Linked DNA regions of Homo sapiens: region 1 is linked to region 2. The links are chromatin contacts, found by Hi-C or POLR2A ChIA-PET in ENCODE. All regions are on one chromosome and are shown on one strand. The core of a region is the stretch at or near the end of the contact, and the rest is flanking DNA. Distances in the headings are between cores, read along the strand shown. Region 1 holds the start of C17orf75 (chromosome 17 open reading frame 75). Region 2 holds the start of NSRP1 (nuclear speckle splicing regulatory protein 1).

The links. A loop is a pair of places that touch in the nucleus more often than their neighbours do. ChIA-PET counts read pairs that join two places held with the same protein, here RNA polymerase II (POLR2A).
Region 1: a map of CD8-positive, alpha-beta T cell shows a loop between it and region 2 (6-fold over the local background). The contact joins the promoter of C17orf75 here to the promoter of NSRP1 in region 2. A Hi-C loop is called at or near these places in 1 of 168 maps with a recorded cell type or tissue (CD8-positive, alpha-beta T cell). POLR2A ChIA-PET finds 5 or more read pairs at or near these places in 1 of 52 experiments (activated CD4-positive, alpha-beta T cell).

What each region holds. Positions count from the first base shown.
Region 1 is chr17:32,339,019-32,344,599 of GRCh38, reverse strand. It overlaps C17orf75 (chromosome 17 open reading frame 75), which reads left to right and starts at 2,427. Exons shown (of 10, transcript NM_022344.4): 1 at 2,427-2,600; 2 at 3,316-3,396; 3 at 4,662-4,787. The coding sequence starts at 2,461. It also overlaps the pseudogene OOSP1P2. RefSeq lists silencers at 2,641-2,720, 3,215-3,397 and an enhancer at 1,860-2,746.
Region 2 is chr17:30,113,916-30,119,195 of GRCh38, reverse strand. It overlaps NSRP1 (nuclear speckle splicing regulatory protein 1), which reads right to left and starts at 2,380. Exons shown (of 7, transcript NM_032141.4): 1 at 2,333-2,380; 2 at 1,023-1,116. The coding sequence starts at 2,352. MIR423 (microRNA 423) reads right to left here and starts at 2,117; the gene lies at 2,024-2,117. It overlaps MIR3184 (microRNA 3184), which reads left to right and starts at 2,036; the gene lies at 2,036-2,110. RefSeq lists silencers at 1,948-2,017, 1,954-2,555 and enhancers at 2,268-2,367, 2,398-2,497, 2,518-2,637, 1,670-2,869.

The DNA of each region.
Region 1 (5,581 bases), core at 1,178-3,677, 2.2 Mb before region 2:
TTTTTTTTTGAGACAGAGTCTGGCTCTATGGCCCAGGCTGGAGTGCACTCTGCCTCCCAGGTTCATGCCATTCTCCTGCCTCAGCCTCCCAACTAGCTGGGACTACAGGTGCCCACCACCTCACTGGGCTAATTTTTTGTATTTTTAGTAGAGATGGGGTTTCACCGTATTAGCCAGGATGGTCTCGATCTCCTGACCTTGTGATCCGCCTGCCTCGGCCTCCCAAAGTGCTGGGATTACAGGCGTGAGCCACCACACCCAGCCACTGTATTAGTTTCTTATGGCTGCTATAACACGTACCACCTGGGCATGGTGGCTCACACCTGTAATGTCAGCACTTCGGGAGGATGGGGCAGAAGGATCACTTGAGCCCAGGAGTTCAAGACCAGCCTGAGCAACAAAGTGATACACTGTCTCTATAAAAAATAAAAATACAGCTGTTTCCTGAGTGAGATTTGGCTTTCAGTCTGGGCAAATGAAGACCATTTTGCGGTTAAATGGGCTCTTTTTTCTCAATTCCTTGATATGGACCTGTGCTGGGGACTGGTCGGCTATTCAAGTACAATGCACCCAGTTTTGGTTCTGTGCCAGGATTAAACCCACGATATTTCACAATTTGTATATGAACCCCGATGAAGTGTTTCTAGGAGATGGCTGCCTTGTAACCTAGTTTTGCCAAATATCTACTATGAGTTTTTCTACCATCCTCATGACTGTGGTAACTCAACCTCTCCAGGAAGTTCTTCTGCTTAAAACTAAAATCAAGTATATCTCAAGAGACTACTGCCGATCTGAAATGCCTCTGTCATGTGTTGTCCGCAATCAGAATCCTCTTTTAAATGTAGTTGAAATGAGAGATAAGGAAACTGACAATGTTACTGAATGGGAGATAGAGGTGAGGATACCCATTGCGAATGAAGACATGGCAGTAACTTCTGCAATACAATCTTTTAAGAATCTGACTGCTATACTCACTTGTTCATCAAATGAGTACCTTTATTGCAAGAGAAGAAACTGTGCTATCCACTTTGATATGGAGAGGCAATTTGGAATCTCTGCCATAATTGCTTAGGACTGAGGATTTAATGTGCTATTTTGTGAAAATCTGAGAAGCAGGAAGGGGATTTAACGATCTCAACTGTTATCCATCTGAAAAACCTAACTTGTAATTTTAAATGAAATGGCAGGTTGCCTTCCACTATTCCTTTTTAAAAATAGGAACTGCCCCTGCTTTTAACTTTATGAAGTTTTATTTATGAATAAAGTTTGCACTACTAAAAATAAAAAAAAAAAACACAAAACACACGCATGCACACACACACGGTGGCTTAAAACAATGGAAATGTATTATTTCACAGTTCTGGAGGCTGGAAGTTGACATGGAGGTGCTGGTGGGGACATACTCTCTTGAAGCCTCTAGGGGAGAATCTGTTCCATGTCCTCTCCTAGCTTCTGGTGATGACCATCAATCCTTGACATTCCTTGGTTTGTAGATACATCACTCCAGTCTGCCTCCTCCTTCACGTGGCGCTATGGTTTGAGTGTTTGTCCACTCCCAAATTCATGTTGAAATGTAATTGCCATTGTAAGACTATTAAGAAGTGGGGCCTTTAAGAGCTAATTATAAATTGCCCAGTCTTTGGTATCCTTTTATAGCATCATAAAATGGACTGAGACAGAAAACTGGTACCAGAGAATGGGGTGTTGCAGAAACAAACACCTGAAAATGTGAATTGGTGTTAGAACTGGGTAATGGGCAGAGACTGGAAGGGTAGCTGGCATTACAGGCGTGAACCACCACACGTGGCTAATTTTTTTGTACTTTTAGTAGAGACACAGTTTCACCATGTTGCCCAGGCTGGTCTTGAACTTCTGACCTCAAGTGATCCGCCTGCGTCGGTCTCCCAAAGCACTGGAATTACAGGCGTGAGCCACCGTGCCCGGCCTTTTAGTTTTTACGTAGTCATTTTTTTAAACGTTTTCCTGTATGACTTCTAAGTGTTTTGTTATGTTTGGAAAGACCCTCTTCAAGAATTAACAAAATTATCCCATATTTTCACTTTAACAAAATTCATTTTAAATTCTTAACTTTTTGATCAAACGGGTGTCTGTGCGTGCTGGCACGCGCGCAAGGAGGCAGACGAGTAGCCTTATTCTTTTCCATGTGGCTAGGTAGTTGTGCCACCTTTATCACATAGAAAGTTTCCCAGATGTCTCAAAGGAAAATAAGTTCAAAATAAATGGTAAAAGCTTGTCAGTAAAGGCGAACTCAGTACGCCTGTCAGCCCCTGTGGGGAGAAGAGACTCCCTTTCCAGGCCAGTCCTTGCCTGCGAACCCGGGGAAACCAGCGGAACGCAGGTGTGCGAGGGCCGGGAGCCGGACGAGCCCTGATACCGACGGCTGCACGGGAGCAGGGGAGCGGTTTGGCGGAGACACAGGGCCGCTCAGAGGCCGCCGCAATGCTCCCCTCTTTGCAGGAGTCGATGGATGGAGATGAAAAGGAACTAGAGAGCAGCGAAGAGGGAGGCTCAGCCGAGGAGCGGAGACTCGAGCCGCCGTCCAGCAGCCACTACTGTCTTTACAGCTATCGCGGAAGCAGGTGCTGGCGCCCAGCTCGGCCTGCCAGCCCGCCCGCCCCTGCGGCCCCGCCCCCGGCCCGCCGCCCGGCCTTGCACCCCACCCCCGGCCCAGCGGCCCGGCCGCTCCTAAAAGCCATCTTCTCCTCTCCCAGCCAAGGTCTCTGGCCTGAAGGGCGCTCCTCGCCTCCCGCTGCTCTTCCTGGCCCCCGTCGTGGACTTGTATGCCTGGCCCAACCATGCCTGTGCCCTTCATCTGCCCCTATATCATCCCAGCCTCTTACTCTCGCGGCTGCCCTTTGTTTAGCGCAGTGCCCCGCATGCTCAATAATTTCAGTTCCCGTCCCCTCTCCTTTCTGTCATTATCTCCCCACTTCTCCCATTTCTGTCACACACACCCCCATCCCCACCCTCTGGTTTTCCTCTGTTCTTGATTCCTCTTTTTCCTCCTTCTGACTTTCCTGGAACCTTCTTGGCCTTGTCAAGTTTGGTTTTTAAAGGAGTTTCCTTGAACCTTCTGGGTATTTAGCCTTTCCTCCACCCGTTAAGTGGCCTGGAGAGAGAAGGGGCTCTTGTCAGCACTGCTGTATGGGTTTTCCTTGTCATGAGGATAGGCAGTGCACTTCCACCTTGCAGCATTTTTAGTTGACTCCTTGCCTTACCCTGCTTGCCAGGCCCCCATACTCCTCTTGGTTTAGAGCCCATAATTGATAGCACTATTGGTTTTGTGGCTTGTAGATTGGCACAGCAACGAGGGGACAGTGAGGACGGAAGCCCAAGTGGCACAAATGCAGAAACTCCCTCTGGTGATGATTTCAGGTAAAAAGAGCTTCAGCATAATTCATGCATGTGCTTTCATCTTCCCTGCATCTCTGGCCTGTACATGTCAGTGGATACTCTATTTCCACTGAGCTTTCCCTGAGTCAAACCGTCAATTCCTCCTATCCCCTAGGAACCTCATCCTGATTTCCTCATTGGCTGGTTCATTCAAGGCTGGGGCAAACAAATCCACATACTGATAGTGTGCTTGGTGATTAGCCAAAAAGAAATCCTTTTTTTTTCTTTTTCCTTTTAAATTGAGACAGGGTCTTGCTCTGCTGCCCAGGCTGGAGTGCAGTGGCATGACTTTGGCTCGCTGCAGCGTCAACCTCCCCGGCCTCAGGTGATCCTCTCACCTCAGCCTCCCCAGTAGCTGGGACTACTGACCACCACGCCTGGCTAATTTTTGTATTTCTGGTAGAGATGGGGTTTCACCATGTTGCCCAGGCTGGTCTTGAACTCCTGGACTCAAGTGATCCGCCCACTTCTGCCTCGCAAAGTGTTGGGATTACAGGCATGAGCCACCTTGCCCAGCCCTGAAAAATTTTTTTTTTTTTTTGAGACAGAGTCTCCCTCTGTTGCCCAGTCTGGAGTGCAGTGGTGCGATCTCAGCTCACTGCAAGCTCTGCCTCCCGGGTTCACGCCATTCTCCTGCCTCAGCCTCCCGAGTAGCTAGGACTACAGGCACCCACCACCACGCCCGGCTAATTTTTTTGTATTTTTTTTTAGTAGAGACGGGGTTTCACTGTGTTAGCCAGGATGATCTCTATCTCTTGACCTTGTGGTCCACCTGCCTCGGCCTCCCAAAGTGCTGAGATTACAGGCGTGAGCCACTGCTCCCGGCCCCAGCCCTGAAATTTTTAAATCATCAATTATACCTCAATAAAGTTGAAAGATAAAAAAGATAAGAATGTGTGCAGGGGTGTGATTATAATGACTGACCATGGAATTAAGGCAGAATAAGGAGGGAAGTGAGATGAGAAACTTGAGAGACTGAAAAAGAGGTAGGGTCAGTGGATTGGGGGTTCCAGTGGAGTCACAGTACTGGAGAGAATGAGCTGGAAAGATAGGAATATTTTAAGCTATTTGATGAGGTAGATCATACTTAGTGACATACATTCCTAGAAGCCTCACCAATAGGGGTCATAAGGACAGCTTTCCCCAGTCCTTAAAAGAGCCCCTGGCGTTGGTACCATTCTGTCTGACTTAATGGGTGTGAATACCCTAGTCCACTGGTAAAGAATGTGTGTCTTTCATTTGTCAAGCCTCTCCTTGGCAGATACTAATCTACCATCCGAAGTGGAGCCAGAGCTGCGCAGTTTCATTGCTAAGCGTCTTTCAAGAGGTGCAGTCTTTGAAGGGCTGGGTAATGTTGCATCTGTGGAGCTAAAGTAAGTGCAAAATGTGCTGTGTCCTGAGTTTTTATTTCTGAACTAAATATGAGAAGTGATGAGAAACTCCAAAAGATCAGCTCCTACTAGACCTGCAGAATTTGTCTTTATTCTCTGGCAGCCCGAGCACTGGGCCTCACACATAAACATTTGTGGAATGGAATTAATTGAATGGCAGAGACCCTGGCACCCAATTGCACTTTATTTAATTAGTTTATTTTTTTTTGAGACAGGGTCTTGCTTTGTTGCCCAGGCTGGAGTGCAGCGGCCCGATTACAGCTCACTGCAGCCTTGACCTCCTGGGCTTAATCAATCCTCTCACCTCAGCCTCCCAAGTAGCTGGGACTGCAGGCAGGCACTACGATGCCCAGCAATTTTTTTAATTTTTTTTTTTTTTTTTTTTTAGAAATGGGGTCCTACCATGTTGCCCAGGCTAATAAGTTTTGTACTTAGAAGAAGAAAAGTGTTGATTATTAAAACTAAATTTGTATACAGTTTGTATTTTCACAAACTTTTATGTAGTTTTCCTTACAAAGGGGAAATATAGCAGATACTCTCTTATTTTCATTTTCAGATGAGGAAATAAACTCAGAGTTTATGTAAACTTAAGTCATGAGGCTGGTCAAATTGATGGAGTTCAGGCTTAAACATGAGCATTCTTAGTCCAATTCCAACTGTCTTTCCATTACACCTCTCCTTTTTTGTTTTGTTTTGTTTTTTTTAAGACAGAGTCTCACTCTGTTGCCCAGACTGGAGTACAGTAGCATGATCTTGGCTTACTGCAACCTCCGCCT
Region 2 (5,280 bases), core at 1,131-3,630:
ATCACTTGAACCTGGGAGGCAGGGGTTGCAGTGAGCCAAGACTGCACCATCCCACTCTAGCCTAGGTAACAAGAGCGAAACTCTGTCTCAAAAAAAAAAAGAAAAAAAAATATTAAAACATGATGGGAGTATTGGAAAAGCACATATTTACTGGGTGCGGTGGCTTACGCCTGTAATCCCAGCACTTTGGGAAGCTGAGGCAGGCAGATCACCTGAGGTCAGGAGTTCAAGACTAGCCCGGCCAACATGGTGAGACCCTGTCTCTACAAAAATACAAAAATTAGCTGGTCATGATGGCAGGTGCCTGTAATCCCAGCTACTCAGGAAGATTAGGCAAGAGAATCGCTTGAACCCAGGAGGCGGAGGTTGCAGTGAGCCGAGATCGCGGCATTGCACTCCAGCCTGGGCAACTGAGCAAGACACTGTTTCAAAAAAAAAAAAAAAAAGAGAAAAGAAAAGCACACATTTGGGATTGTTTCTGATATATAACTGTGGGTTTCACAGAAGTAGTTTTGGCTGCTAAAATAGAAAATGTTGATATTAGATGTTACTGTAGTACTATCAAGAGTAACTATTCACTACCACGATTATAACTGAGCAATTACATTTGGCAGACACTGAATTTAAAAAAAAAGTAGCGTTGTTAAGAACTGTTATATAGTGATCTTAGCTCATGGTTAACAAATTAAAAACTGCTTTGCTAATAAAAATTTGTAGAAAATTGGTGACATCTTAATAACTCATACCTAGGGATCTTTACACCAACAATTTTGTTATGACAATTTCAGTAGTCTGAAAAGACCGTGTATTTGTTTAAAGGTAAAGTTTGCAGCTTTTAGAGGGAAAAAAATCTTTAAAAAATCGGTGGAGCTGCTTTCTTTACACCTTCCTTTTTGACAATTCTGTAAATTATACTCCACTGTACTGACAAATAACAAAGGCAAAGGTATCAGAGTCACAAGTTCAATTTTTAAAAAATTTACATTTCCAACCATGCACGAGTAAAACATAGGTTTCCTTACCTCATCATCATCATCAGAATCATTCCCAAACACTGATGGTTTTTGCAAAACAGGGTGCAACTGCTGTGTTTTCTTTGGCAAAATAAGCCCATACCTGCATATATTTTTTTTGAAATAGAAATTAAACCTTTATGTTTAAATGTTAACAAATACATCTACTACCTCTTCCACATGAAGCTACCAAATCAAAACATGTCATAAGCTTTATGAACACGTAACAGACTGTTTTTGCTTCTCAGTGATCTCAAAATTCTAACATGCCGTAAGATTCTATAATTACTACTCTAAGTGATCATTTGTGGACACGGGCCAAACTCGAATACCATTTTTATCAAAGAAGAGAAGTAAATGAAAAGTTCAGAAATGTTTTAAGATGGCGAAGTGACAGTAACATTTAAAAAAAAAAAAAAAAAACATGTGTAGTGGAAAGTTTAGTTCATGTCCACTAAAGATTTTAAAATGCTTTCAACTATCCTTGTGGTCTAAACAGTCAAGAAAATGGCTAGATTTTTTTTCCTACTGTGTACTTACACAGTTTCTAAGAACTGACTGGATAGTGTAACTCACGAAAATTTTTAAAAGATAACTGAGAAACCCAAGTAGCCATGGGGCAAGTTCGCATTACACTTTATTAAGATCATGTGCTTTGCCTCGGAGCATCTGAGAGAACCATCCCATCAGATCCAACTCCTTTAGTTTCTCACGTTTTGGCCTTTAAGATGCGGAGATCACGGGAGGCCGCATCAAAAGTAAGGATTACACATCAAAGGTAAAACTTTCAAGTACGTACAGTATTTGTCTCTTTTGCGGCAACGTATACCCCAATTTCCTATATGCCTACCCTTTTTCTGTGGCTTCTCAGAACAATATTCCTAAAACGAGAAGGAAGGGCGGGAATCAGGACTTGAGCTTCTGCCAAGGAGAACAAGGCCCTCTAAGGAAGCCAGGAACTGTCTCTCTTCACACTGCCCCTGAGAGCATCCAAGCGGGGAGAAACTCAAGCGCGGGTTAGGAAGCAAGACTGAGGGGCCTCAGACCGAGCTTTTGGAAAATAGAAAAGTCTCGCTCTCTGCCCCTCAGCCTAACTTCCTTTATTTCCTCACAAGTTTCTCCCTCAAACTTCGGGCTTCCATCCGGGAAAATGTACGGGGGAGGGGAATCTATGTTCCTCAGGACTTCTCGTTTTTTCCCGTCTCTACCCTTGACGACACAGTCCCTTCACTTCCAGCGCATTTAAAACTCCTCGGCCAAAGATACAGTCGCCGTAGTTTCTCATCCCCCAGCCTGACCCTAACTCCCGGATCACTCACTGCCTGCCCGGAATCGCCATCTTGCTCCCGTGTCCGCTGAACGTGGCCGACGCCTCCGTGACGCTGACGCCGATGTCGTCACGTAAACTCTCGCGCGGCTTTGGGTGGCCCGGATCCTGCTTGTCGGTTGAATCGCTGGTTTGAGTCACTTCTATGGTACTGGGAATCGGATCCAGTGACCTCTGTTTTGTTTCGGAGCCCACCGGCTGCCTCAAAATCTGTAGGAGAAAGGAATGACAACGTTCTAGGCCAGTTGTTCGCAGTGTGTGGTTCTGGGACCAGCGGCATCAGCAACACCGGAGATACTGTTAAAATGACAAATTCTCGGGCCCTACCCCAAACCTGCAGAATCAGAAACTTTGGAGTGAAGCGAGTTATCTGAATTTTAACCAGCGGGTAATTCTGATAAAGTTTGAAAACCACTGCCATGGCTATCGATATTCCCCCTACCCCCTTCCAAGTGTTCACTTTAACTGGTTCAGGATAATTAGGCGAAAAATGAAAATCTGTGTATTAATAATACCTTACATAGGACCAAAATTATTATTAAAAAAAAAATTTTTTTTTTGAGACGGAGTTTCGCTCTTGTTGCCCAGGCTAGAGTGCAAAGGCGCGAACTCGGTTACCTCAACCTCCGCCTCCCGGGTTCAAGCGATTCTCCTGCCTCAGCCTCCCGAGTAGCTGGGATTACAGGCATGTGCCACCACGCCCGGCTAAGTTTGTATTTTTAGTAGAGACGGGGTTTCTCCATGTTGGTCAGGCTGGTCTCGAACTCCCGACCTCGGGTGATCCGCCCGACTCGGCCTCCCAAATTGCTGGGATTACAGGCATGAGCCACCGCGCCCGGCCCAAGGACCAAAATTATTAATAATACTGTTCACGGGCCATTGGGTATAGGAATCAGGATCATATATGATACTTTTTTTTTTTTTTTTTTTTTTTTGAGACGTAGTCTCGCTCTTGTCGCCCAGGCTGGAGTGCAGTGGCATAATCTTGGCTCACTGCAACCTCCGCCTCCCAGGTTCAGGCGATTCTCCTGCCTCAGCCTCCTGAGTAGCTGAGATTACAGGCGTCCGCCACCATGCCTGGCTAATTTTTGTATTTTTTTAGTAGAGGCGGGGTTTCACCATGTTGGCCAGGCTGGTCTCAAACTCCTGACCTCATGTGACCCACCCGCCTCAGCCTCCCAAAGTGCTGGGATTACAGGCGTGAGCCACCGTGCCTGGCCCATATATGATACCTTTTTGAAAACTCTGCCCACATCTGTGCACTCATTCACTCTTGGTTCATTCCCAGCTAGTCTCAGAGCAGCCAAAGAGATCAATTACTGAGATAAGGATGTTGAAATCTCCAACTATAATTGCGAATTTGCTTCTCCTTTCAATTCTATCAGTTTGTGTCGTGTATTTTGAAATTAGGTATGTAAACATTTAGGATTGTTACGTTCTCTTGCATTAACCTCTACTAACCTCTATAGCATTAAGAAGTGGCCCTCTTTATTCCTTTATTCTTCTTTGTCTGCTTGGTCTGCTATCAATATAACTAGCTTTCTTTTGATTAATGCTAGCATAGTGTATCTTTTTCAACCCATTTTAATCTATTTGTGTATTTACATTCAAATTGGATCACTTGTTGACAGAAAATAGTTGGGTCTTGCTTTTTTATCCAGTCTGACAGTCTCTTCCATTTAATTTGGATGCTTAAAACATTTTCATTAAAGTGACTATGATTGCAGGCTGGGTGGGGTGGCTCAGGCCTGTAGTCCCAACACTTTGGGAGGTTGAGGCCAGCATGCACAACATAGCCAGACCCCATCTCAAAAAAAAAAAAAAAAAGTATGATTGCTATTTGTTTTCTATTTTTCCCAACTGTGATTCAGCTTATGATTTTCATGCTTCAGCCTCCTTTGTTGGTTTATTGACCATACTTCTTTGCTTGTTATATAAGCTGTTGCTTTAGGGTTTCTAATATATGTCTTAAACTTATCACAATCTGCCTTAAAGTAAGAATCTACCACTTTGTGTATAGTATAAGAAGCTTAGAAAAGTATACTTCCATTTTATCTCCTAGTTTTGTGCTATTGTCACTATGTCATAAATGCACAATAAATTATTTTTGCTATAAAAAGTAACTTGGTTTTTAAAAAGATTTTTTTGAATAGGAAAAATACGTTTACCCACATATTTATCATTTCTGGTGTTTCCATGTCTTTGTATAGATTCAGATTTCTATCTAGTATAATATTTTTAAAAATATTTTTAAAAAGTTTTATTGAGCGATAATTCACATATCATACAATTCATTCATTTAAAGTGTGCAATTCAGTGGGGTTTAGTATAGTCAAGTTGTATGTTTAGTATAGTCATAGTTGTACTACCCTCACCACAATCAATTTTAGTTTTGTTTTTGTTTTTTGAGACAGAGCCTTGCTCTGTTTCCCAGGCTGGAGAGCTATGGTGCATCTCAGCTCACTGCAAGCTCCTGGGTTCAAGCCTCCTGGGTTCAAGCGATTCTCCTGCCTCAGCCTCCTAAATAGCTGGGATTACAGGCGCCCGCCACAACACCCAGCTAATTTTTGTATTTTTAGTAGAGACAGGGTTTCTCCATGTTGGCCAGGGTGGTCTCAAACGCCTGACCTCAGGTGATCCACCCGCCTCAGCCTCCCAAAGTGCTGGGATCACAGGTGTGAGCCACTGCACCTGGCCAATTTTAGATTATTTTTAATACCCAACAAAGAAACCATATACCTATTAGTCACTCCTATTTTCCTCCAAATCCCCCAGTCCTAGGTAAATATTTTATGTCTATAGACTTGAAGTTCTATCAGTTTTAGCTTCATGTATTTTGAAGCTCTGTTATTAGGTTTAAGATTGTAATGTCTTCTTAATTGACTTTTCATTATCAAATAACCTTTATCATTATAATATTCTTTGCTCTGAAATCTACTT